Regions from separate parts of the Homo sapiens genome. Here all the other regions are linked to region 3. A link is a loop called in an ENCODE intact Hi-C map of the cell type or tissue named here. Cell type or tissue: heart right ventricle. All regions are shown on one strand. Region 1 overlaps LOC105371017 (a long non-coding RNA gene). Region 2 overlaps LRRC28 (leucine rich repeat containing 28). Region 3 overlaps LRRC28 (leucine rich repeat containing 28).

What was found. Hi-C counts contacts between places; a loop is a spot of excess contacts. Peaks named below come from ENCODE experiments on the same cell type or tissue, not always from the same donor. Only the 100,000 strongest peaks of a DNase experiment are listed, where the experiment ranks them.
Region 1: a loop joins it to region 3, with 2.1 times the contacts of the local background. A loop is called at or near these places in 12 of 110 quality-filtered maps.
Region 2: a loop joins it to region 3, with 4 times the contacts of the local background. A loop is called at or near these places in 12 of 110 quality-filtered maps.

What each region holds. Positions count from the first base shown.
Region 1 is chr15:99,405,148-99,413,147 of GRCh38, forward strand. LOC105371017 (a long non-coding RNA gene) reads left to right here. Exons shown (of 5, transcript NR_188335.1): 4 at 728-932. Among named protein-coding and RNA genes, the nearest start is that of LINC02244, 6.7 kb to the left of the region's middle. RefSeq lists an enhancer at 4,297-4,796. In heart right ventricle, a CTCF peak has its summit at 4,062; DNase peaks (open chromatin) are centred at 3,364 and 4,094; H3K27ac peaks cover 2,095 bases.
Region 2 is chr15:99,340,392-99,348,391 of GRCh38, forward strand. All of the region lies in intron 6 of LRRC28 (leucine rich repeat containing 28), which reads left to right. Among named protein-coding and RNA genes, the nearest start is that of LINC02244, 58 kb to the right of the region's middle. In heart right ventricle, a CTCF peak has its summit at 3,618; a DNase peak (open chromatin) is centred at 3,606; H3K27ac peaks cover 1,378 bases.
Region 3 is chr15:99,283,434-99,291,433 of GRCh38, forward strand. It overlaps LRRC28 (leucine rich repeat containing 28), which reads left to right. Exons shown (of 10, transcript NM_144598.5): 4 at 3,824-3,861; 5 at 4,381-4,518. It also overlaps the pseudogene HNRNPA1P62. Among named protein-coding and RNA genes, the nearest start is that of LRRC28, 36 kb to the left of the region's middle. In heart right ventricle, a CTCF peak has its summit at 3,160; no DNase peak of the experiment used is centred here; H3K27ac peaks cover 873 bases.

The DNA.
Region 1 (8,000 bases), 120 kb after region 3:
GTTCGGGCAAGGGGGAACTGACAGCCAAAGATCAGGGTAGGGGCAGTGGATGGAAAATTCCTGAGAGGAAACATCAGGAGAAAGGGGGATTTGGGGAATCCGGAGCAAATGGACCTCACAGGATTCTTGCAGAAGACAGGCCAGAGGGAGCAGACCCCACCCGGGGGATGGTGGAGAGGGAAGAGCTGGATCAGATATCGAGGGTGATCAGGTACAAATGGTAGGGGGTTCTTGCTCAACGGACTCAGCAGGGTTCTTGTTAAAACTGGATTTTACAAGGAAATGCAAAGATGAGCCTAGGAGAAGGCCCAGGAATCTGACTAAAGTTTGGTCAAGCAAAGGATCTATGTCAATTCCTACAGATCAAACACAGTCCCTGCCTTTGAGAAGTTCATAATGTATTCATGTGTAGCCACTGGAGTACGAAGACATTAGTAGGAAAGGAGAATGGAGGGAGGGAAGAGGCAACACTTATAATCCAACAAGGATAAATGCCACCCTGTCCAAACCCACTACTGGGTCCAGTCAAGGATTTTGTGATGTGGCGACTGGAGCGGGCAGTGGGCCCAGCCATTCTCCCTGGAGCTCCCCCCTTGCAGGCTTGATGGGGGGCCCCTGGAATGTCCCCTCAAGACTTCTCTCTGCTGCAGGACGGAAGAAGTCTCACTGCGGAGGAAGAGGCAGGCTCCGTGATGGTCTCTCAGGTCCCCGATTTCTACTTTCTTAGACAGGAGTGCTGCATCTGGATGGCATGGCAGAGGGAAGCCCCAGCTGCCACTGCTCCAGGGACCCTTATAGTTCCACGGTGATGGGGAACAGAAAGAGGCTCTTCCAGGAAACAGCCTTGGGGACAAGGAGACCACACTTCTGGGTGATTCGAAGATCAGACAAGGCTCCTGTAAAATGAACGAATGAAGTGAATGAATGAGACGGTAAGTCAAGTGAAATGAAAGGTGTGGGTGTGGGCTTTGGGCTCTCCACCCTCTTACCATTCCACAGTGTGCCTTCCTTACAGGGAAGGGGGACGATGTCCCCGGGGCTTTACTCTTTGGCAAATATCACCATTTCCAGCCAAGGCGCCCTGGGCGAGCTGTGGTTAAGTAACTGAACATGGCGTGGTCAGGGCACACAGGACACCTGTGTTCACAACTGGAAAATGAGAAAGCAGAGATATGACTTTGTCAGGATAAGGACCACGCACCTCCCGAACTAGGCGGCTCTTGCAGGTGTGAAATGGTGACAACAACGTGTCTTCTTGCTCATAAAAATAATTCTCGAGCCAGGCATGGTAGCTCAAGCCAGTAATCCCAGCACTTTGGGAGGCCAAGGCGGGCAGATGACCTGAGGTCAGGAGTTCGAAACCAGCCTGACCAACATGGAGAAACCCCATCTCTACTAAAAATACAAAATTAGCCGGGCATGATGGCACATGCTACCAGTCCCAGCTACTTGGGAGGCCGAGGCGGGGAGAATTGCTTGAACCTGGGAGGCGGAGGTTGTGGTGAGCCGAGATCGCGCCATTGCACTCCAGCCTGGGCAACAAGAGTGAAACTCAGTCTCAATAATAATAATAATAATAATAATAATAATAATAATAATAATAATAATAATTCTCATCCCTAAAAACGCTTCAACCAAACAAAAACCTTTCCCGGTTCTGAGCCATTCAGTTGGCCTTTCCAGAGCCAAAAGTTTGTGGCAAGAATTCTGGTCCTTGCTCTAAAAGCAGTGGCCAGTCTTCCAGGTGCACCCACGTAGCCCCGTCAGGCTTTCTGTGCTCCCTGCCAGCTGCTGCTCTGGAGCTAGGATGTGCCAGGGTTAGCATCTTAAAAATAAAGATTTCTTCCAGCTGAAGATCAAAAATAGACTTGGTGAGAGTTTTTCAGATGAGAAAGAGGAGAAGAGCAGATTCTCTAAAAAACTGGTCCCGATTCTTACCCAAACCCAAGCTAGAGAGCTGTGTGTGCCCATAAACTCAAGTCCCCCTTCTCAGCCTCTCAGAGTCCACCCGTAGCCTGAAATCAGGCCCGTCCCCACCTCGTGCCCATCATGGTGCTGCACATTCCTCTGAGGAAGCTCTCGGTTCATCCAGGTGGACAGTCGGGACCAGAGCGACAAAGAAGCCTGCAAAGCCAGGTGCAGCAGGGCTGGGTGGGCACGGCACGGACCGAGCTTGCTCTTCCCTCCCGTCCCAGCCAGGCACGCTGTCTGCGTGGTCCTGGCCTGGGTCCTTACCAATCAACAGACATGAATGGAAGTCCATCTGACACTGATACCCTGCCCAAATTGGTTGCCATTGCCTCTTTGCTGTGCTGGGACCTTGGGCAACACAAGGGCTGAGGGTGATGAGCTGAAAGCTGCTGCTTCCAGCCTTCGGGCAGGTAGGGCTCAGACAGAGGAGCTGGTGGATTCTGCCTAGGGGCTCCACCAAGACCTTTTGAGGGCTGCTCCCCAACACCTGCCCTGGGCCTCACGTGCCTGAAAGGTTTTATCTGCCTGGGGAACCTGCATGTATTAAGTAACAGCTACTTTACTGTCCCATTTTTCTTGATAATCAAAGCACGTGTATCTTTGCACACAGCCTCAGGTCAGGCTGGAGGGTCTCTGGGTTGTCATAAATCCCACCTAAGGCAGGTGTGCTGGGCCTGCGGCATGGGCACGTGTCTGCCTCCATGGGGTGCTCCCCGGACCCTGCTTCCCATTTGCAGACCTCTCGAGCCCTGGACTCAGATTCAGAAGGGCTGGGCTTTGAGGACCTAGCCCTGCAGCCAGAGAACCACAGAAGCTGCTGTGGCAGCGCTGAGACTTCCTGTAGGCTGATGAGGCTGACTCTGGAGGTGATGGTCCCCAAGTCCTAGTCACTGGCACCACCACATTCTGCTGCCCCTGAAGTCCAGAGCCACCTTTGCCCTGGAGGGGACACAGCTTTGCAGCTAGATGGCATGTGTTTGCCCCCAGCCCTGCCATGCCCCTCATCCTCTCTAAGCCTCATTTCCTGATCTTATAAAGGGAAACGACGAAGAGATTCTCCTCGGATTTTTTTAAGGAATAATGAAATGTGCCTGGTATATGACAAGGCCTCAAAAGGAAAGCTTCTCCCCATTCCCTGCCATCCCCCAAACTCTGCCCACTCCCTCCTGCCCACTCCCTCCCTCTCTTGGGCGTGGCTCAGTATTTATCTTCATTCCCTGGAGCTGAGTTGGTTGGAGGGAGAGGGGTGCTGTAGGAAAGCCCTCCTCCTGTCCCCAGAGAGATAGCATTCCCGAGGGGCTGATTCCAGCCTCCGCTCGCATCACACTCCTGCCAAGCCTGCGGCCTCCTTTTTTCTCCTTATGGCTCAGAGCCCAGTTTTGGAGACATTTGGCTCTGATGCACTTCTAAGTGCTGAGACAAGTTACTTGGATGCCTTTAAACCCAAAACAAGGTCAGACATCAAACCACATCTCGCTGTGCAGCCAGGCTTCCACTCCCAGCTGCCCCAGGGAGGTGGTGGAAAGAATAAACAGTATTAATGGTGGAGCTAATATTGTGCCCACCCAGGCTCCAGGCCCTTCACCAGCTGCAGCCACTCTTGCTGATGGTAGTCTGGGGTCTCTCTGTTTATTTGCTATATGTTTGCACTCGTAAATGTTGCGCATCTTATATAGTATGGTTTTGTGGGCATTGCACGGATAATATTGTTCTTCAACTGTGCTTTCACTAACTTGGCATTGCTGAGATGAGGCCCTGTGGATAAGTTTTGTGCATGGTTCCCCTGAGCTCCTGGCTGCCGCCTGTCCTCCCCAGAAATGGCCAGCATTTGCTGACTCTGAGGCAGTGTCTGGCCAAGGAGTGCCTTTCCTTCCAGAGCACAACACGATCACTTTAATGATAATGTCACTTAAAGATATAAAAAAACAAGGCACATTTGCCTGATTTGAAGCTGAGAGCATATTCCGTATGCTGGTTTAGGGCTGCAGAAAAGTTTTTGGTGCCAGTGACACATACACAGCACTGTTTCCTGATCTGGGTCATGGTGACGGCCGTGGCACCCTGAAAAGCACCTAGCACCTAATACTGGCAAGGGGTAGAGGGAGCTCCAGAGCCAGGGCTGGGCTGGAGATTGCTGCTCTTCCTGCTCCTCCCGTGTCCCCAGCTGCCAGAGGGAAGCTGCTGCCTTCCTGTTTAAACGCATCTTAAATCTGTGCTCATCAAAAGCATCACCCAGGGCCGGGCACGGTGGCTGACGCCTCTAATCCCAGCACTTTGAGGGGCCGAGGCTGGCGAATCACCCAAGGTCAGGAGTTCAAGACCAGCTTGGCCAACATGGTGAAACCCCGTCTTTACTAAAAATACAAAAAAATTAGCCAGGCATGGTGGCGGGCGTCTGTAATCCCAGCTACTCAGGAGGCTGAGGCAGGAGAATTGCTTGAACCCAGGAGGCGGAGGTTGCAGTGAGCTGAAATCGCGCCACTGCACCCCAGCCTGGGTGACACGAGTGAGACTGTGTGTTAAAAAAAAAAAAAAGGCATCACCCAGAACATGGGCCTGATGGGCACCCTGGATGCCACCCCAGCAGCCACCTGGTGAGCGGGGCCCCACTTAATGGGAGCCCTTCTAGAACAGCTCCATGGTAAATGCCCCCACTGCAAGCTGTAGGTTATGGGCAGGGGACCTCGGTGCCTGCCTGGTGCTGTGTGAGAGGCTGCTGTGCCCATCAGGAACAGAGGTGGGCTGGATGTCAGCCTCCACTGCCCATAACACATCCCTTTCTTCACCTGGGGCTGTTTGTCTGAGATGTGAGTCAAACCTACCCTCAGATGGCTTCATAAATATAAAATTGACAGAGTGGCCTGGTGCAGTCACTGCTCACACCTATAATTCCAGCACTTTGGGAGGCTGAGGCGGGTGGATCACTTGAGGGCAGGAGTTTGAGACCAGCCTGGCCAATATGGTGAAACCCCATCTCTACTAGAAAGAAAATACAAAAATTAGCCTGGTGCGGTGGCACATGCCTGTAATCCTAGCTATTTGGGAGGCTGAGGCAAGAGAATTGCTTGAACCTGGGAGGCGGAGGTTGCAGGGAGCTGAGATCGCACCACTGGACTCCAGGATGGGTGACAGAATGAGACTCTGTCTCAAAAAAAAAAATTAAATAAATAAAAAAAACAAATAAAATAAACCAAAGCTATGGTTTCCCAAGGGTCTCTGAAGACCTAGTCAACCTTGGGGAGGTGGCCCACAACAAAGGGGTTCCATCTCCAGCCATCACCACTCTGCATCAGGTAAGGTGCCAAGTGCAGGCCAGCCGGGATGCATCCTAAAGGAAGGATCCATTTTAGGACACAGCCACCAGCCAGCCTAGCTGCCCAGCCCTAAGGCAAAGGCCCATAGAGTTTGATTTTCTGGTGTTTGACTAATGTCCTCTCGTTTTAGAGCTTGGGTTCCTCTGCTGTTGTCCACCAGCTCCCTCCCCTCTCCCCAGGCCTGCCCCAAGCATCCCTGGGCCAGGGCTGAGCCTGACTGGCCAAGCAGCATCCCACTGTCTTGGGCACTGTGATTGGTGGAGGAATCCAGGCTTGAGCCAGTCAGCACAGGCATTACCCTGGGCCCCAGAGTTGTAGCTCCAGTGGCTTGGAGGTGGGCGTGTGACCTAGTTTGAGACAGCGAGATGTGAAAATGGTTCCTTGCTCTTCAGAGTGAGCCAAGGAAAGAAACACCTCCCTTGTCTCTGGACATCTGGGCGGGTTTGAGGCCTGGGACAGCTGCCACCATTTTGCCACCATGAAGGAAGCCAGACTGAGGATGAAGCTGACACAGTTAATTCGGGGAGACAGAGAATCACTGAGAAATGGGGCCACAGCCCCTGGATGGAGCCAGTCGTGAAGCCCACCCTGAGCCTCGGCATGGAATTTATGTGAGAACAAACTTCCCTGTGGTTTGGCATCTTAGTGTAGGTGGTTTTCTTTGAGCTTAGGTGAGAAAGGGCTGAGGGTCTCTTCAAGGAAACCTCCCTGCAGACTCCCTTTCTGGCAAACACACCTACTCTGAGACTAGTCCAGTGTACCTCGAGGATCAGTATTGCACATTGATGTCACAGGGTGAGTTGCCTGGATTAACAGGCATGTCAAAGGCACCTGCAGCCTTGGCTCTGCCTGTCCTGGATCTCTTTCCAAGTGACCCCCCAAAGACCCTAAGTCGAAGGAGTACAGGCAATGGGCTTTGAGACCAGAGAAGAAGACAGCAAAACCACAGGCATACCTCCAAGGCCAGGATGCCACTCTCTGGTGAGATCAGCTCCCTCATTACAAAGAGAGAGCCTGGATTCACCGCTCCACAATCCCAATGGCTGTGCTTCTCCTTAGAGAGGCCGGAGGGCTCAGAGGTTCAGAGCACTGGGGTACCCAGCTCTGCTGCTTGTTTTCTGACCGAAGGCGTCTGTGCTTCAGTTTCCTCATCTGTAAAATGGGAGTAGTTTCGCCGTCCTAGCGTTGCTGTTAGGATCAGATGAGCTAATTATTCATAAGAAACTTAGGACAATGCTAAACAAAAGCAAGCACACAGTCTAACAGCAGTTATTAGTAGTAGTATAATTCTCATTAGCAATCATTAGTAGCAGTATTCTCATTAGCGATTAGTATTAGCATTATTATTTTCATTCTTGGTAGGAGAGTCAGTTGAGTTAGTTTCTGGCTTTCTTTTTTTCTTTTTCTTTTTTTGAGACAGAGTCTCACTCTGTCGCCAGGCTAGAGTGCAGTGGCGTGATCTCGGCTCACTGCAACCTCTGCTTCCCGGGTTCAAGCGATTCTTCTGCCTCAGCCTCCCAAGTAGCTGGGACTACAGGTGCCCGCCACCACGCCCAGCTAATTTTTGTATTTTTAATAGAGACGGGGTTTCACTATGTTGGCCAGGATGGTATCGATCTCTTGACCTTGTGATCCACCCGCCTCGGCCTCCCAAAGTGCTGGGATAACAGGTGTGAGCCACTGCGCCCGGCCCTTTTTTTTCTTATAATTTTTTTTTTCTTTTTTTTCCTGGGGAATGGAGTCTGAAGCTCTTAGTCAGTGCCCTCCAGCAGCACTGGGAGGTAGATGGATTCTAGAACTCCTAAACATATCAAGATTCCCACACCCGCACGCTGGGCGGATCCCAAGGGCAGGGCAGGCTGAGGTCTAGTGTCTCACCACACCCAGGACAGACCAGTGAGCAGGGCCTCCAGCACCTTGGCCTCATAGAGAAAGCCTGTGACCTCTGCTCTTCCCAAGGAAGAAGCCTAACGATGGCTGAGGTCAAGCTCCCTCCAGCCCAGCATAAGGAGGCCTAGAGCTGAAAGTAAATGAATCCATAGAAACAAAAGCAATGAATCTTCCTTCCAGCGTGTGTTCATGCCCAGCACATGTATACAGATCCTATATGCCATTGCTAATCACGGAGGGCTTCCATGCCCTGAGTACTTGCGTTGGTTTCTTGTTCTGAATGAGTGCCCTTAGGAGATGCCTTGCCTGGAGCCTCATTTTGCTCCAGCACCAAGAAGGGGAGGAGAAGAGTGCTAAGACGAGGAGAGCCACAGAGGCACGGCGGGGCATGGCAGGGCTGCATCAGGCTGCTGAAGGCAGGCAGGACCTCAGGCTGAGAGAAGTCACAAGGACTCGGCACTGGAGGGGACTGCATGGCAGACACCGTCTGGTGTGTTCCTCCAACCGCACTGCCTGGCACCCACCAGGAGTCCAGCTTGGGGAAGAACCCCGGGGAAGGCTGGTGGTCCCTCTCCTGCTGGCCTCCCTATGCCCCTCTCCCCTCCCTGGTCATGGGGTCCAGGCCTGTCCATGTGGCTATGATTGGGGACAGGCTTCAGCACTACGCCAGCTCAGAGCAGGGCCTCAGCCAGCCCATGCCAAGTTCCCAATAAGTCACTTCCACTGAGGACTAACGAGTACCCTCGGCATTTTTCTTGCTCTGGACTCCAGAGGCCACATGGTGATGAAATCATGGACACAGTTTGTTTGTTTGTTTGTTTGTTT
Region 2 (8,000 bases), 57 kb after region 3:
CTTTCTCTGTATTTGCTTAGAAAGTCAGGAAAAGAATTGCTGTTTACTATTTTTTAATAAAAAAGTCCACACAGTAAAACTATTTAAACTTCAATCAACTATTGAAACGAGTTGGAAACCAGTTAATAATTTCCTAATCTCAGACTTGGAGATGAGTGTAAACTGTACTGTACTGAACTGTGAATGTATTTCATCTGCAGTTTGAAGAACTATGGCCTTGACGTCATTATTTAATGGGACTAATTTGCAGAATTTGTGGCCTTAAGTAAATTTCAGTAAAGAACTTCATTCTAGTATGGACAAAAAGTCCGAGAAGTTGGAGTGAGTTCTGTGTTTGAGTAGAAGGTATGAAAGGTGTGATAGCTGCTTTCAAAAAGGGGGCCCAAACATGTGACAAAATGATGTTCTATAGTAATTGCTGGGCAGGTCTCTATCTAATGAAAACAGAGAAGAGAAAGTCTTGAAAACAAGGTTCAAAATCTAGTAGTGGGAAGAAATGAGAGAATTAGTCAGTTAACAAAAATCCATACAGATCTTGTTTCACAAGAAAAGTTAGAGCTCTGGAATGCAAATTTTGTCAAGGAAATGGATGTGCAATGCTTCTTTTTGAGCTCTGTCTTTTTCTAAGTATTTGTAACAAAAACTCTTCTTTATCCTTGTTCTGCTTACTCATCTGATCCTATTCTACTGTCTTTTTTTTTTTTTTTTTTTTTTTTTGAGATGGAGTCTCGCTCTGTCACCCAGGCTGGAGTGCAGTGGCGTGATCTGGGCTCACTACAACCTCCACCTCCCGGGTTCAAGTGATTCTCCTGCCTCAGCCTCCCGAGTAGCTGGGATTATAGGCGCACACTGCCATGGATGGCTAATTTTTGTATTTTTAATAGAGATGGGGATTTCACCGTGTTGGCCAGGCTGGTCTCGAACTCCTGACCTCAGCTGATCCACCTGGCTCAGCCTCCCAAAGTGCTGGGATTACAGGCGTGAGCCACCGCGCCCGGCCTGTTCTGCTGTCTTCTGACAGTGCTTTGTTTTTCTTTCATTGCATAAGGGTTTTGCTCTTGTGTTAGGTTTTCCTAGGAAGCTAACAGGATTATTTCATGTGGCTTCTGCAGCACCTGCCAGATGTTGACTTACTATGCTAATGTATGAAGAGAAAAGTGCACCTAGATTAGGTGAGCTTTAAATGAACAAATTTGTATTTTTCTCTAAGTTTTGGAGTAGGATTTAGGGGGTGGGACATGATTAATGTGAAGAAAGTGAGCCCTGTTCTCCCAAATATCAATTAAGAGAAAAAGAAATGTTCATTCTTAGGGCACAATGTGAAGTTTAGAAAAATAGCAGTATGAGGGCTAGCACCATGAGCAGAATGTTTACCAGGAGAGTTTTTTGTTGTTCTCGTTCTAGAACTCACAGCTTTTTAAATAGTGACAAAAATGTGCAGTACTAGTGAAGTCTGGAAGATGTTATGAATTGACTTAAAAGCAAGAATCTGGAGTCTCCATCAGTCATAGCTTTCAGTAAAGTTCTTAAGTTCCAAACAAACCAGAAAAACAGGAACATAGTGCAGCTGAGCAAGCAGTTCAAGGCACAATGCAGTGAAGACATTTTGCTCTTCATACAAGCAGCCATGGCAGTGTTGTATTTTCCAAGTCCATACTGGACAGTCAGCCTGTTTCCTTCTCTAGGATCTTCTCTGAAGGAATTCTTGGTATTTCTGCCATAAATCTGTAAATTAGAACTAGCCTACCAGTTTTCTAGACCTTTAAAGCAAGCAAAGAGAAACTTTTTTCCTCACTTATCTCTTTGGCAATGTCTGCTTCAAGACCCCACTCTGATACTACACCTGGATGCCTTGGGCAAGAACCAGCTCTCTCACCCTTAGCCCCCGGGGAATCCTGCTAGGTAGTACCACTCCCTGGCCTGCATGGGAGTGCCCTGCTTGTATCAGAATGATGTGTTGGGGGAGGCTGTCTAACTTCCGTCATGGTGAAACAGGCAGATGCGCCTTTCAATCCCAGCTCTACCACTTGATAGCTGTGGAATCTTGGACTTCGGAAGGTTATTGAAGTCTCAGTAAAAGGGTAATATTAGCACCTACTTCATAGCACGATTGTGAGAATAAGATCCATAAAACACATATCACTTACAAATACCACATAAGTATACAGTCAATATGAACTGTTTTACTCTGTAACTAGACTGTAAGGAAGTGTAGGAACTGTGTGTCTTCATGTTTGGACCCCAAGCATTGAGCACAGTGCCCAGCCCATTCCTTGTGATCTTTTTGTTACCTGAACTGTGCAAGAGAAATAGAGATTCTGCAGCATGAATATTTAAACCCACAGCAAAGGAAGCCTGCAGTCATTCAAATTCATTAAAATCTATTTATTTTAATTTAACAGTTGATGATCTACCATGTGTAAAGTTATCTTATTAAATTATAATTCACTGTGAAGTCTTATTTTGTAAAAGGTGAATAGAAAGACAGTGACTTTGTAAGAGAGTTAATGGAGTCTGTGTGTTTGTGTGTATTTAAAGAAGCTAGCACTTAAAAATTTATTACTCTGAGAAAGTGGTTGAAGGGTTCTCTTTGTAAAAAGCATCATGTAGGTAATTTAAATTCATTTTAAGAATTATTTTGGAATACACTGTAAATTATTCTGAATTTATTACTAAGAAGCCCACATTTTATAGTATTTAAAGCATTGTAATTATGACTAATAATATCTCTGATTTATTGAACTATGATAATTGGTTTAACATTGATAGAGCATTCCAAATAATTTATTTTGATTGATTGCTTTGATGTTGTTGTTTCTTTTGCCCCATCATTTTGTTGATGAGAATATACCATTCACCTTTTGATAAAATAAATGAATTTCATACTGGTCAGCATGAAGTAAACACAGATCCTGTTCTGTCCTCTCCTGTGCTGTCATTCCATGCTTGCTTTTACAGTATGGTTAAAAGGGCAGTAGCCTGAATACACAGGAGCTTTTTGTTCCATTTTCAGCCATGTGGACTGTGTATGCCAGAGCCTTGAGGTTATAAGCAAACAAACAAACAGAATTGGAGCTTGTGCAGGACTCCTAGATTTTGCTAATTTCTAAGTCAGAAACTTTGATCTGTGAGTTTGGAAGAAAAAAAGGAAATATTTTGGACACAATACAGTACTTTAAAAAGCCACATGAAAAAGTTCTTTGTGGCTGTAGCATCTGTACGACGGACAGCTTCCTTGCGTTATAGATTTTACATACTGAGCAATTTTGCACAGGAACTTTAAAAATATTATTGCGTGATGTATCTATTGTAAGGTATCGGTGCATTAATAGTAATTAAAGGAAGAAAACAAACCGCCCCAGTGGTTAGTACACGAGTGATCTCTTCCAAAGTTAATTATTGAGTGAAGGGTTTTTTATCTTAAGAATATAAGAAACATCTCAAAGCCTTTTCATGAAGTACACGTTCGTATTTCAGCCTCATAATGATTACGAATGCCATTCCATTGTGCTTGGGGGTTTTTGCCAGCCGACTGCCTTCTGGCCAGGTTCACGCTCTCAAGAGGCCATCACAGCATCGCCTTTACAGCCTGTGACCTTGCCCGGCGCTGCGGTGTCCTGGCCTCCCCACCAGGCTGTGCTGTGCCAACTAAAACAGCAGAGCTGCCTGGTTCTCTTCATCATCCTGCTGGTTCTCTTCATCATCCCACACTGTTTTGTGATCTCCTCTTTGTATTCAGAAGCAAGAGGTAAAAGACTAAGATGTATCGAGTACCAATTATTTTGCCAGGAATAAAGCTGGGCACTATATACGTTGTTTAATCTTCATAACAGGTCTGTGAGAAAGGTACTCTTATCCCCTTGTTGCACTGGAGGAAGCAGGCTCAGAACATTTCATTTCCCTTCATGTCAGGAAGCAGTTAGTAAGTGAGGAAGCAGGATTCAGACTCAGTTCTGACTCCATCACCCACTGCATTGTCTAATTTCAGTACTGCCACTCCCCACTCTATATCAGATTGTGTATTTGGAAAGTTTAAGTGTCTGTATTACATACTCATGTCCATGAGGCATTATGCTGGCTAATGTATAATACATCTGAACAGAGCAGATACTGATTTTCTTTCAGCTTTAACATAAAATAGTCTATTTCATGGTGGGCATATATAAAAAACTACCTTCCTCAGAATAGCCAGGAGGTGCAAACTGAATTATGTGGAATATTGAAAAGCTAAGACAAGATCTGAACCTAATAGCATTTTTAAATTATCAACTCATTTTTTCCTATAAAATTAACATAGGGAAAGAAGACTAAACTATGTAAGAAGTAGCAAGTGTCAGCTCTTATTTAACTGTATTGTATGATCTTTGCATGTCACCTCATTTAATTTGCATAAGCTCTTTTTGCAGTATAGAGAAAAGAGGTGCTTCCTCTGTCATGTCCCATTTTGTGCCCTTGGTTTGAGGGGATGAATCATTGTCTCTAGAGGCCGCTGCCTCCAACTCTTCTCTGTGCAATTAAAGTATAGAAAAGTGTTACTACCATTTGCTGCATGCCAAAGAGAATTCTCTCTTAACTGGCCTTCTTCTACTGTAGGCCGTACTTCCAAATATGTCACTTACTAATAATGAGAACAGTAACTGCCATATATTGGAGAAGGTTATGTGCCAAGAATGCTATTTGATAATTTGTAAACCTTGTTAGCAATTCTCACTAAACCTGAGGACAGCTTTATTTTCCCCATTATACAGATGAGGAAACTAAGCCGCACATTTAGTAAATAGAACAAGGATTCAAACCCCAGTTGTCGGACTCCAAGACTGTGCTCCTGCTCTCTTAACTAGTATGCCACACCCCTTACCATTGCATATACCCAGGTAAAGAGTATTTTCTGCTTTCTGTGAGCCCCCTAGGGGCTCTGAAAGACAAATCTGAGACCAGAGATCATTTGCATTTTATCAACGCAGTTTTATTTTGAAAAAATATTCCAAAGTGTTCTATGTACCTTTGAAGTCTTCTATTTGTGGCTATAGGACTTGTTGAGCACCTTTTCATCTACCTGTTGGCCTTTCATATATGTTCTTTGGAAAAATGTCTGTTTAGATGCTTTGCCCATATTTCAATCGATTGTTTTTCTTCTATTGAGTTGTAAGAGTTCTTTATGTATACCAGAGAAGTAGTGAAGAAATTTAAAATAGGAAATCTTAGTGCCTTGTTGAGGCCTTTTTTATGCAAGTGGATTCTGGTATTTATAGTTTTCCCATCTATATTTTATAAATGTATTGCCTTTTATACCAATAGATATGTCCATGCATGTTTACTTAAGTTAACAGTATGCAATATTTTGGTAATTCTCTAGGCTGATGCTTAAAAAACATATTGTATGGTGATTTAAATATCACAATTTTTTTAAACATTCAGTGACCTTGCAACCGATAAGATTGAGGGACCAGGTACTGTTACACCATTTAACATATGAGCAAACAGAAGCTCTGCTCACATGCCTTGTAAGTGAATAGTCAGACACATGAGTCCTCTTATCCCCACAGTGTGCAAATTATTCTCTTCAGTGACTTACTTCTAGGTTAACGCCTCTCTTTTTATTTTTTTTTTAGCAGGGTCTCGCTCTGTTGCCCAGGCTGGAGTGCAGTGGTGTAGTCATGGCTCACTGCAGCCTTGAAGTACTGGGCTCAAGTGATCCTCCTGCCTCAGCTTCCTGAGTAGGTGGGACTCTAGACATGGGCCACAATGCCCAGCTAATAGTCATTTGTTCATTCATTCATTCATTCATTCATTCATTTGTTTTGAGACAGGGTCTTGCTCTGTCACCCAGGCTAGCGTGCAGTGGTGCAGTTGTGGCTCAGTACAGCCTGGAACTCCTGGGCTCAAGTGATCTTTCTGCCTCAGCCTCCTGAGCAGCTGGAACTATAGGCATGTGCCACCACTCCCAGCTAATTGTTTTGTAGAGACAGTATCTTGCTGTTTCCCAAGCTGATCTTAAACTTCTGGCCTTAAGTGACTCTTGTTTACTTTTGTTTTATGATAAATTACATTTTAATACAATAAGAAATAAAATTAATGCAGAGTAATCCGTGGTAAACAAAATAGCAAAAATTTGAATCAAGACAGGATCTGGCAATGCCGTGTTGAGACATTTGAAGCCTAAGGCAAAAGGAAAAATGTGCACTCCTGTGATTTTTTTCTAGAACATTAATTTTTTTAGGGCATTAAAGTACTTGAAAAAATATCAAAAACTGAAAGTAGATGTATTAAAACTTGACATTATTCTAAGTTTAAATATTTTGTTTATACTAAAGCCAGAATTCATTGTAAATTTACTTCTCTAGCTTTAATGGAAGCACACTCATCAAAAATATTTTCATTACAACCATTACCTATTAAAAAAATAAATAAAAACCTGTATGCGGGGTACACATTTTTCCTTTCCAAATTGCATGACCTCTGTTCAGTGTTATTTTCCATTGAAGAAGTTTGTGTGTATATATATATTTAAGTAAATTTTATTATGTATATTTCAGGTTTATAACACGATATTATGGGATACAAATAAATAGTAAAGTGGTTACTGTAGACAAACAAATGAACATATCTATCATCTCACATAGTTTTTCATGACAAGAGCAGCTAAAAATTTATTTAACAAAATTCTGTAATACAGTACAAGTTTATTAACCATAGTCTTCATGTTGTACATTAGATCTCTGAACTTGTTCATCCTATATGTCTGCTATTTTCCATCCTTACCTTCTTCCCACATGATAACGCCTGTTTCAATCTCCTTGTGTACGTGAGCTCCCTTTTTTTTTTTTGTCTTTTTTTAGATGGAGTCTCCCTCTGTCACCCAGGCTGGAGTGCAGTGGTGCTATCTCGGCTCACTGCAAGCTCCGCCTCCCGGGTTCACGCCCTTCTCTTGCCTCAGCCTCCCGAGTAGCTGGGACTACAGGTGCCCGCACCATGCCTGGCTAATTTTTTTGTATTTTTAGTAGAGACGGTTCCACCGTATTAGCCAGGATGGTCTTGATCTCCTGACCTCGTGATCTGCCCGCCTTGGCCTCCCAAAGTGCTGGGATTACAGGCATGGAGCTCTTTTTAAAAAAATACTCTGTATATAAGTGAGACTGTGCAATATTTTTCTTTGTATGTCTGGCTTATTTCACTTAGTATAATGTCTTCCAGATTCATCCAGGTTTGGCATAAATCTTTCTTTTTTAAGGCTGAAAAATATTCCATTATGTATATGTACCACATTTCTTTATCTAGTCATTCATCAATGGGCATTTACATTGTTTCCATATCTTGGATGTGGTGAATAATGCTGCAGTGAATATGGGAGTGCAGATGTCTTTATGAGGCGATGACTGTGTATCTCCTTTAGATATATACCCAGGAGAGGGATTGCTGAGTCATGTGGTAGTTCTATTTTTAATTTCTTTAGGAACCTCCATACTGTTTTCCATAATGGCTGCACCAATCTACAGTCCTACCAACACATACTAGGGTTCCCTTTTCTCCACACCCTCAGCAACATTTGTTATCTCTTATCTTTTTTATAATAGCCATCCTTATAGGTATGAGGTGATAATCTCATAGTGGTTTTAATTTGCATTTCCTTTATTAGTGATGTTGAGCACCTTTTCATCTACCTGTTGGCCTTTTGTATATGTTCTTTGGAAAAATGTCTGTTTAGATGCTTTGCCCATTATTTAATTGAGTTGTTTTTCTGCTATTACGTTATAAGAGTTCTTTATAAATTTTGTATATTAACCTCTTATCAGTTATGTGGTTTGTAGTTATTTGTTTTCCCTGTCAGTAGGTTGCCTTTTCGTTTTGTTAATTGTTTTCTTTGCTGTGCAGAAGCTTTTTAATTTGATGTAGTCTCCTTTATTTTTGTTTTTGTAGCCTGAGCTTTTGGTGTGATATCGAAAAAATCATTGCCAAGTCCAATGTCAAGGAGCTTTTCTCCTATGTTTTATTCTAGGAGC
Region 3 (8,000 bases):
AAACCCCATCTCTACTGAAAATACAAAAAAAAATTAGCCGGGTGTGGTGGTGCGCACCTGTAATCCCAGCTACTCAGGAGGCTGAGGCAGGAGAATCACTTGTACCCAGGAGGCAGAGGTTGCAGTGAGCAGAGATCGAGCCACGGCACTCTAGCCTGGACGACAGAGGGAGACTCCTTCTCAAAAAAAAAAAAAAAAAAAAGGAATTCCATGGTACATTTGTCAAAACTAAGAAACTGACTCTGGAATATTCCTATTAAGTAAACATCATATTTAACATTTAAAAAAAACTGCCAAGCCATTTTCCAAAATGAGTATACCCCAAAGTGACATTCCCCACCAACAATGAATGAGAGTTCCTGCATTATTTGAGAAGAGGAACATTTTATTTTAATAAGAACATTGAAACATCAACATTTCAACTACTCTGAAATTACCAAAATTAAGTAAAAGGAAGTGACTTAAATTTGAAAGTCCTAAGCCTGTGATTACAAATGACTCATAATAACTATAATAACAATAATAAGAGCATTCATTTAACTCTTACCAGGAGCCAAGCACTGTTCTAAGAGCTTTACATTTATTAATTCATTTAGTCCCTGCAACATCACAGATTAGGAGAGAGAGCAGTTCAGTGATTTCTCCATAGTCACATGGCTATTAAGGTGCAGGTAGTGTGGCTTCAGAGCCCGCTCTCTGATCCACTTTACCAGTAATGGTTCTTAATCGGTTGTACATCAGGATTATTTGAGTTGAGATGGTGTTTCACTTGCTGCAGGATGGTTTTGGGTACCAATAAGACCCCTGGTGATTCTAATGTGCAGTCAGGATTGGCAACACTCTGTTATCTTTTTTTAAAGATACATTTATTCAGCGTCATGATCACACTACTATATTTAGCAATCAACAGCATGAGTGCAAAAAAAAAAATCTACATTAAAACCCTTTGTTGGACTGCTTTACACTTTCCACAGAACAGAAACTAAAATAATACAGTTATTCACAAATACAGTCCTCGAGTTTTTTGCCCATATACATGAGTATTTGTCTAAACCATGTCTTCTTTGTAGCAGGTAGGCCCTGCCACCACTGTGCTTGGCTGAGTTCACAAAACTGTTGTAACCTGTAGCTTCCCTGTCACTTCTCTTGCTCTCCTTTCCTGCTAAGCTTTGTTTCCTGGCAGTAATTAAAATCTTCTGACACTGCCATAGCTGCTGCTGCTACTGGAACTGGCATAGCCACTTTGGTTTCATGGTTTGGCCAAGTATTGGACTCCACCCCCATAGGAGCCAGAGCTTCTGCCACCATTGTCCTCCCTTCATGGGTTCAAAATTTGAAGACTGACTATTGCAATTGTCAAAATCATTGTAGCTTCCACCACTTCCAGAATTGCTTCCATCATTACCAAATCCATTGTAGCCATCCCCACTGCCACCATATCTACCATCACCATGGCTGCCACCAAACCCATCATGACTGCTGAAGTTTCCTCCACGACCAAAGTTGTCATTCCCATCAAAACCACCTCCACGACCACCATCAAAATTTCCAGAATCACTTCAGCCTCTTTGGCTGGATGAAGCACTAGCCATCTCTTGGCTTTGATGGGGCTTTCCTGACTTCACAGTTGTGGCCATTCACATTATGGTATTTCTGAGTGACAGTCTTATCCACGAAGTCATGGTCATCAAAGGTTACAAAATCAAAGCCCCTTTTCTTGTCACTGCCTCAGTCAGTCATGATTTCAATCACTTCAATTTTTCCATACTGTTCAAAATAATCTTAGGTAATGTTCTTCAGTGTCTTCTTTAATGTCATCAACAAATATCTTTTTCACAGTTAAGTAGGCACCTGGTCTTTGAGAATCTTCTCTTGAGACAGCTGTCTTTAGTCCCACAACTCTTCTGTCCACCTTGTGTGGCTTTGCATTCATGGCTGCATCCACCTCCTCCGCAGTGGTATAGTGACAAACCCAAAGCCCCTGGCGTGCTTGGTGTTGGGATCTCCCATGACCACACAGTCCGTGAGCGTTCCCCATTGCTCAGAGTGACTCCTCAGGCTCTCATCGGTTGTTTCAAAGCTCAGGCCTCCAATGAAGAGCTTCCTCAGCTGTTCGGGCTCTTTAGGAGACTGACTTAGACTTGACGGCAGGGGGAGGAGAGACTTTAACGATGCTTCCTCAGCAGCATCCATGGGCAGCCACTGTGTACTATTTCATACAGCATCTTGATTATATGTAGATAATATTTTAAAGTCTGTTTGAAAAATTCTAATCATAATAGTGGGTACTTTAGTTCATATTTTGATTTGGACATTTTAACGTCTTTTTTATAGGTGGAACTTGAATTGAGGCAAGTATTTTGTTGAAAAAAATTTTTTTAATCAGTTCTCTATTTTGATTTAGGTATTCCTTCCTAAAATTAATGTTTAAAGAGTATTGATTTCATATACAGAAAGCAAGGAATGAAATGTATCATAGAGTAAATGGTGGGCTTATTTAAATTGTGTTATACCCAGCAGGTTAGTTAACCTTCTACAAAATTGATTTAATTCAACATAAAATAATCTTCATAAAATTATCAATTTTCTGTCTTATTTTGTGTTTATTGACATTTTAATATTCAATATTAGACTTTAAGAATGCAGAAGAAAACTTCTGAATTCTATTTAAAAGTACTTTATAAATTTTTTGTTTGTTTGTTTGTTTTTGTTTTTGAGACGGAGTCTCACTCTGTTGCCCAGGCTGGAGTGCAGTGGCACAATCGCGGCTCACTGCAACCTCCGCCTCCCAGGTTCAAGCAGTTCTCCTGCCTCAGTCTCCCAAGTAGCTGGGACTACAGATGCACGCCACCACGCCTGGCTAATTTTTTTGTATTTTAGTAGAGATGGGGTTTCACCTTGTTGCTCAGGCTGGTCGCGAACTCCTGAGGTCAGGCAATCCGCCCTCCTTGCCTCCCAAAGTGCTGGGATTACAGGCGTGAGCCACCGCGCCCGGCCATAAAGATTTATTTTTAAAGTACAATAAATAAAACCATAGGTTTTTACTAAAATCTTGTTCTCTTGTCTCTAAATCAATGATATAAATTTATTTTCTTAAATTATTGTTGTGTGATCTCCAGCATTCACTTGTTTTGCTCTGAATAGTTGGTTACTGATTGCAGGAAGTCTCCACCAGAGTGTGCTAAAGACACTGTAGTGGGAAAATTGTTACTTAGGCTTGTCTAGACTTCTCAGCCTCTGTGAAAAAGATTTTTTAAGAGAAGCATTTGATTTCTTGTTACAAAATTTCTTTTGCCATGAAATAAATTCTGTACCTCGACAGTTGAGTATTTCTACAGACACTGTAAATGATATTTAATCTGTTGTTGGTTCTCCGTATGCATGCTAGCTAGAAATATCTTTATTTTGTGAAGTTATTTTTTAGAAACGAAAAGTTCATCTTCCTTTACACAATAGGTGTTGATTTTTCTTCACACAGTAAGTATATTTTTTAAAGCCTGAATAAAATGAACTGGAAAAACTAGTAATTTGTGTTATGAAGTTAAAAAGACCTTATAGTTTATCCATTATGTATGCTTTTATTTTAAAATAACAACTAAATCAGTAAATAGATTTAATATTTGCAATTCTGGTACAAAATATTTTTCTCAAAGTATTATTAGTTAGCTGTGATAACCATTATTGTATGTTGATGCATTAGAGTAGGGTGCAAAAGTTGTGGCCTATTTATATTTGATAAATTTCTAAGTGAGCATTTTATAAACTGATTATCTGGCAAAAGTACTTAATGATAATGGCTGTTTTTTTTCTTTTTCCTTCCTAGATACCTGCACTCAAATAACATAGTTGTGGTTCCGGAAGGTATGTTTAACTTAAAAATTTTAGTTAGAAGATAATATAATTTAAGCTTTGCTTTATAAATAGATCAAATTTTATTTTTAAGACACCTTTAATTTTTTAGCTTCAAAACTTTTTTCTTCTAATAAGTCCAGTTAAGAACTATAATTAAATAAATCTAAAATGGTTATAATGGTTAGGTAAACTATTGTTGGATAAATTGCTATTAGGTAGATAATAAGTTGTAAATTTAATAAATCTAGTTAAGAATTCTGGTCAGATAAAAAAAGCCCTGTGTATCATTTCTTGATTTATTTTAGTCTTAATGTTTTTATTTGTGCTGTATTTTAAGTTATATTTTATCTTGAGCTGGAAGTATTTATCACTTTCATGAACTTAGTTTGATCTGTGTTTTTACTATTTTGTGAGCAACTGAGACAAGGAAATTAAGTAGTAAAATATTTTAACTTGGAATACTTGCTTTAAAGATTTGATGTAATACTTGAGTCAAATTCATTTTGCCTTCTCCTTTTCTCTTTGAAGCCATTGGGTCTCTTGTAAAACTCCAATGTCTGGATCTTAGTGACAATGCCTTAGAAATTGTTTGCCCAGAAATTGGTCGTCTGAGAGCTTTACGTCATCTTCGATTAGCTAATAACCAACTGCAATTCCTACCTCCAGGTAATCATAGTCTCTAGCACACTATAGTTTCTTGTCTATTATAAATCTGTATTCATATTTCTCACTCTATGTCTAGGCAATGAGCTGTAGATGTATTTATAAGTATTTGTCCATTTGTTTGAAGATGAAACTAAAGAATGGGTGAAATATTACTAAGAGTCTTTTTTGTGATGCAAATGTAAGAAGGTAGAATTTATATTTTAGATATAGCTACAATTACTACAATTGTGCATTGCATCCAATATCCCTTTGAATCACTGCTCTGGCAAAATATTTGTACAAAGAGTTACTTCAGTTCTGAATTTCACATAAGAGAATTTAGGTGAACTTTGCGTGATATAATCATTTTACTATCCAAAAGTCAAATGCATACAATGTTTTCTCTCTTACTCTCTAGTGAGGTAACTAATGTACATTAACTTTTTTTTTTTTTTTTTTTTTTTTTTTTTGAGATAGAGTCTTGCCCTGTCGTCAGGCTGGAGTGCAGTGGCACAATCTCAGCTCACTGTAATCTCTGCCTCCCAGGTTCAAGCGATTCTCCTGCCTCAGCCTCCTGAGTAGCTGAGATTACAGGCGCGTGCCACCACACCCAGCTAATTTTTGTATTTTTGGTAGAGATAGGGTTTCACCATGTTGCCCAGGGTGGTTTCAATCTCCTGACCTTGTGATCCACCTGCCTTGGCCTCCCAAAGTTCTGGGATTACAGGCATGAGCCACCGTGCCTGGTTGACTTTTTTTTTCTGTTTTTAACAGAGTCTCACTCTGTTGCCCAGGCTCTAGTGCAGTGGCGTGATCTCGGCTCACTGCAGCCTCCGCCTCCCGGGTTCAAGTGATTCCCATGCCTCAGCCTTCCAAGTAGCTTGGACTACAGGCACGTGAAGCCATGCCTGGCTAATTTTTGTATTTTTTGTAGAGACAGGGTTTTGCCATGTTGGCTAGGCTAGTCTCAAACTCCTGACGTCAAGTGATCCACCTGCCTCAGCCTCCCAAAGTGTTGGGATTATAGGTGTGAGCCACCATGCCTGACCTAGTATGTTAACTTTGATTTTAAAAGGAATCATACTAAAATTTAGTAGAACAATTTAAATTTGAGCCTTAGGATTTTCAGTTCTGCCTGATGAACATGTAAATAAATTATGAATGTGCCTTATAGATAGGCAGTACTAAAATCTTGCATTTTATTGAGAGCCACCATTAAACCCTTTGATTTCTTGGGAGGAGCATCCAGAGACCTTGCTTTGTGAATCCACGTATTAGCAAATTCCACTGTCATATATGGTTTCCTATATTAAAAAAAGATAGATAATTAAAAAATAAAAAACTTATGCTTCAGGTATTATATGAAAGTTACTGTGTATTCAAGAATGAGCAGAGAAAGATACAGATGTTAATTTGTCTGAGATTATTTTTACTCTTTTGAGTAAAACCAACTCGAGAACACCAACCAGCCTTTTAGTGTATCTAAGTGAAATATGTGACTCAAATAAAATTACAAATTACTACCTGTCATAGAACTTCAGGGTTGCAAGAGAATGTTAAAAATTATGCATGTTAAACCCATGAATGAAAAAATCTATGGTATTTCTTTGTTTTTTCAAGTACAGAAATGTCTAAATTAAAACATACTAATGGATTAATTTTTAGACTTTATGTTCTGGCCTTAATATATAGATTCAATACTGTGTATAAAAATGGCACCAGGCCGGGCGCGGTGGCTCACGCCTGTAATCCCAGCACTTTGGGAGGCCGAGGCGGGTGGATCATGAGGTCAGGAGATCGAGACCATCCTGGCTAACAAGGTGAAACCCCGTCTCTACTAAAAATACAAAAAATTAGCCGGGCGCGGTGGCGGGCGCCTGTAGTCCCAGCTACTCGGGAGGCTGAGGCAGGAGAATGGCGTGAACCCGGGAAGCGGAGCTTGCAGTGAGCCGAGATTGCGCCACTGCAGTCCGCAGTCCGGCCTGGGCGACAGAGCAAGACTCCGTCTCAAAAAAAAAAAAAAAAAAAAAAAATGGCACCAGTCAGGCTGGGCGCAGTGGATCACACCTGTAATCCCAGCACTTTGGGAGGCCGAGGTGGGTGGATCACCTGAGGTCAGGAGTTCGAGACCAGCCTGGCTAACATGGTGAAACCCCATCTCTGCTAAAAATACAAAAATTAGCCGGGTGTGGTGGCATTGTGCCTATAGTTTCAGCTACTTGGGAGGCTGAAACAGGAGAACTGCTTGAACCTGGGAGGCGGAGGTTGCAGTGAGCCGAGATTGCACCACTGCACTCCAGCCTGGGTGACAGAGTGAGACCCTGCCTCAAAAAAAAAAGAAAAAAAGAAAAAAATGGCACCAGTCAGCAGTGACTGTGTTTTAAAAAATATTTTTTTATTCTCATATAATGAATGTCTTATTTTTTCTAACTATAGTTAATATAAAAATTTTTGACACAATACAGGAATATGGTCTTTCCTTTATTGTATATCATCAGGCCAATGGTGTTTCATCATTCTAGCTTTCATCAAGTTTGTACATTCAGATACACAGAAAATGAGATACTCTTTTGAAGATTGCCTAGAAAATGTATCAGTAAAGATAATACTTTACATTTTCCTAACATTTTCCTATATGAAACTTACATAAGATATACAACCAAAATTCATGAATATAATGCTGTATTTATGAACTTTTTTTTACATACATTTAAAGAATATACAAAAAATACAATTCTGCCAGGCATGGTGGTTCACATCTGTAATCCCACCACTTTGGGAAGCTGAGGCGAGAGGATCAGGATCGCTTGAAGCCAGGAGTTCGAGACCAGCCAGGGCAACATAGTGAGGCTTTGTCTCTACTAAAATCCAACAATAAAAAAAAAAAATTAGCCGTGCATGGTGACACACACCTTAGTCCTAGCTGCTTGGGAGGCTGGGGCGGGAGAATCTCTTGAGCCCAGGATATCAAGGGCTGCAGTGAACTCTGATTGCAGTATTGCACTCCAGCCTGGACAGCGGAGTGAGACTCTGTCCCCAAACCCCCACAAAAAACAATTCTGTGATAAACCATTGTTCTGGGTGTTGTATTATTCTGTGTTTTCCTGTAATATAAAAACATGATGTGGTAGAATATAGTCATTGCCTTCCATTATATATTCTTAGAGGTTAAGGATGTACTTCTAATGTCATTGACTGCTTCTTAATAACCAGTGAAGGGTATATGTTTTGTGACTACTTTCACATAATTTATTTATATCTCACCTGTTACACAAGAAATTCGAGGCATATACTTGTGATTTTATTTTCCTAGGTTTGTTTCTATTTGTGTTTGGTTTTGCTTGTTTTGAGTAAAATTATATACCTTAATAGTTATACATTTTGGATAGGAACTTTTGATTGAGCCATGTATATAGGCTTTATTATTTCTTGCCACCATGAGTAGCACTTGACTGGGTCTTATGAATTATTTGATTCACTTTATGCATCTCATGAGGTGATTT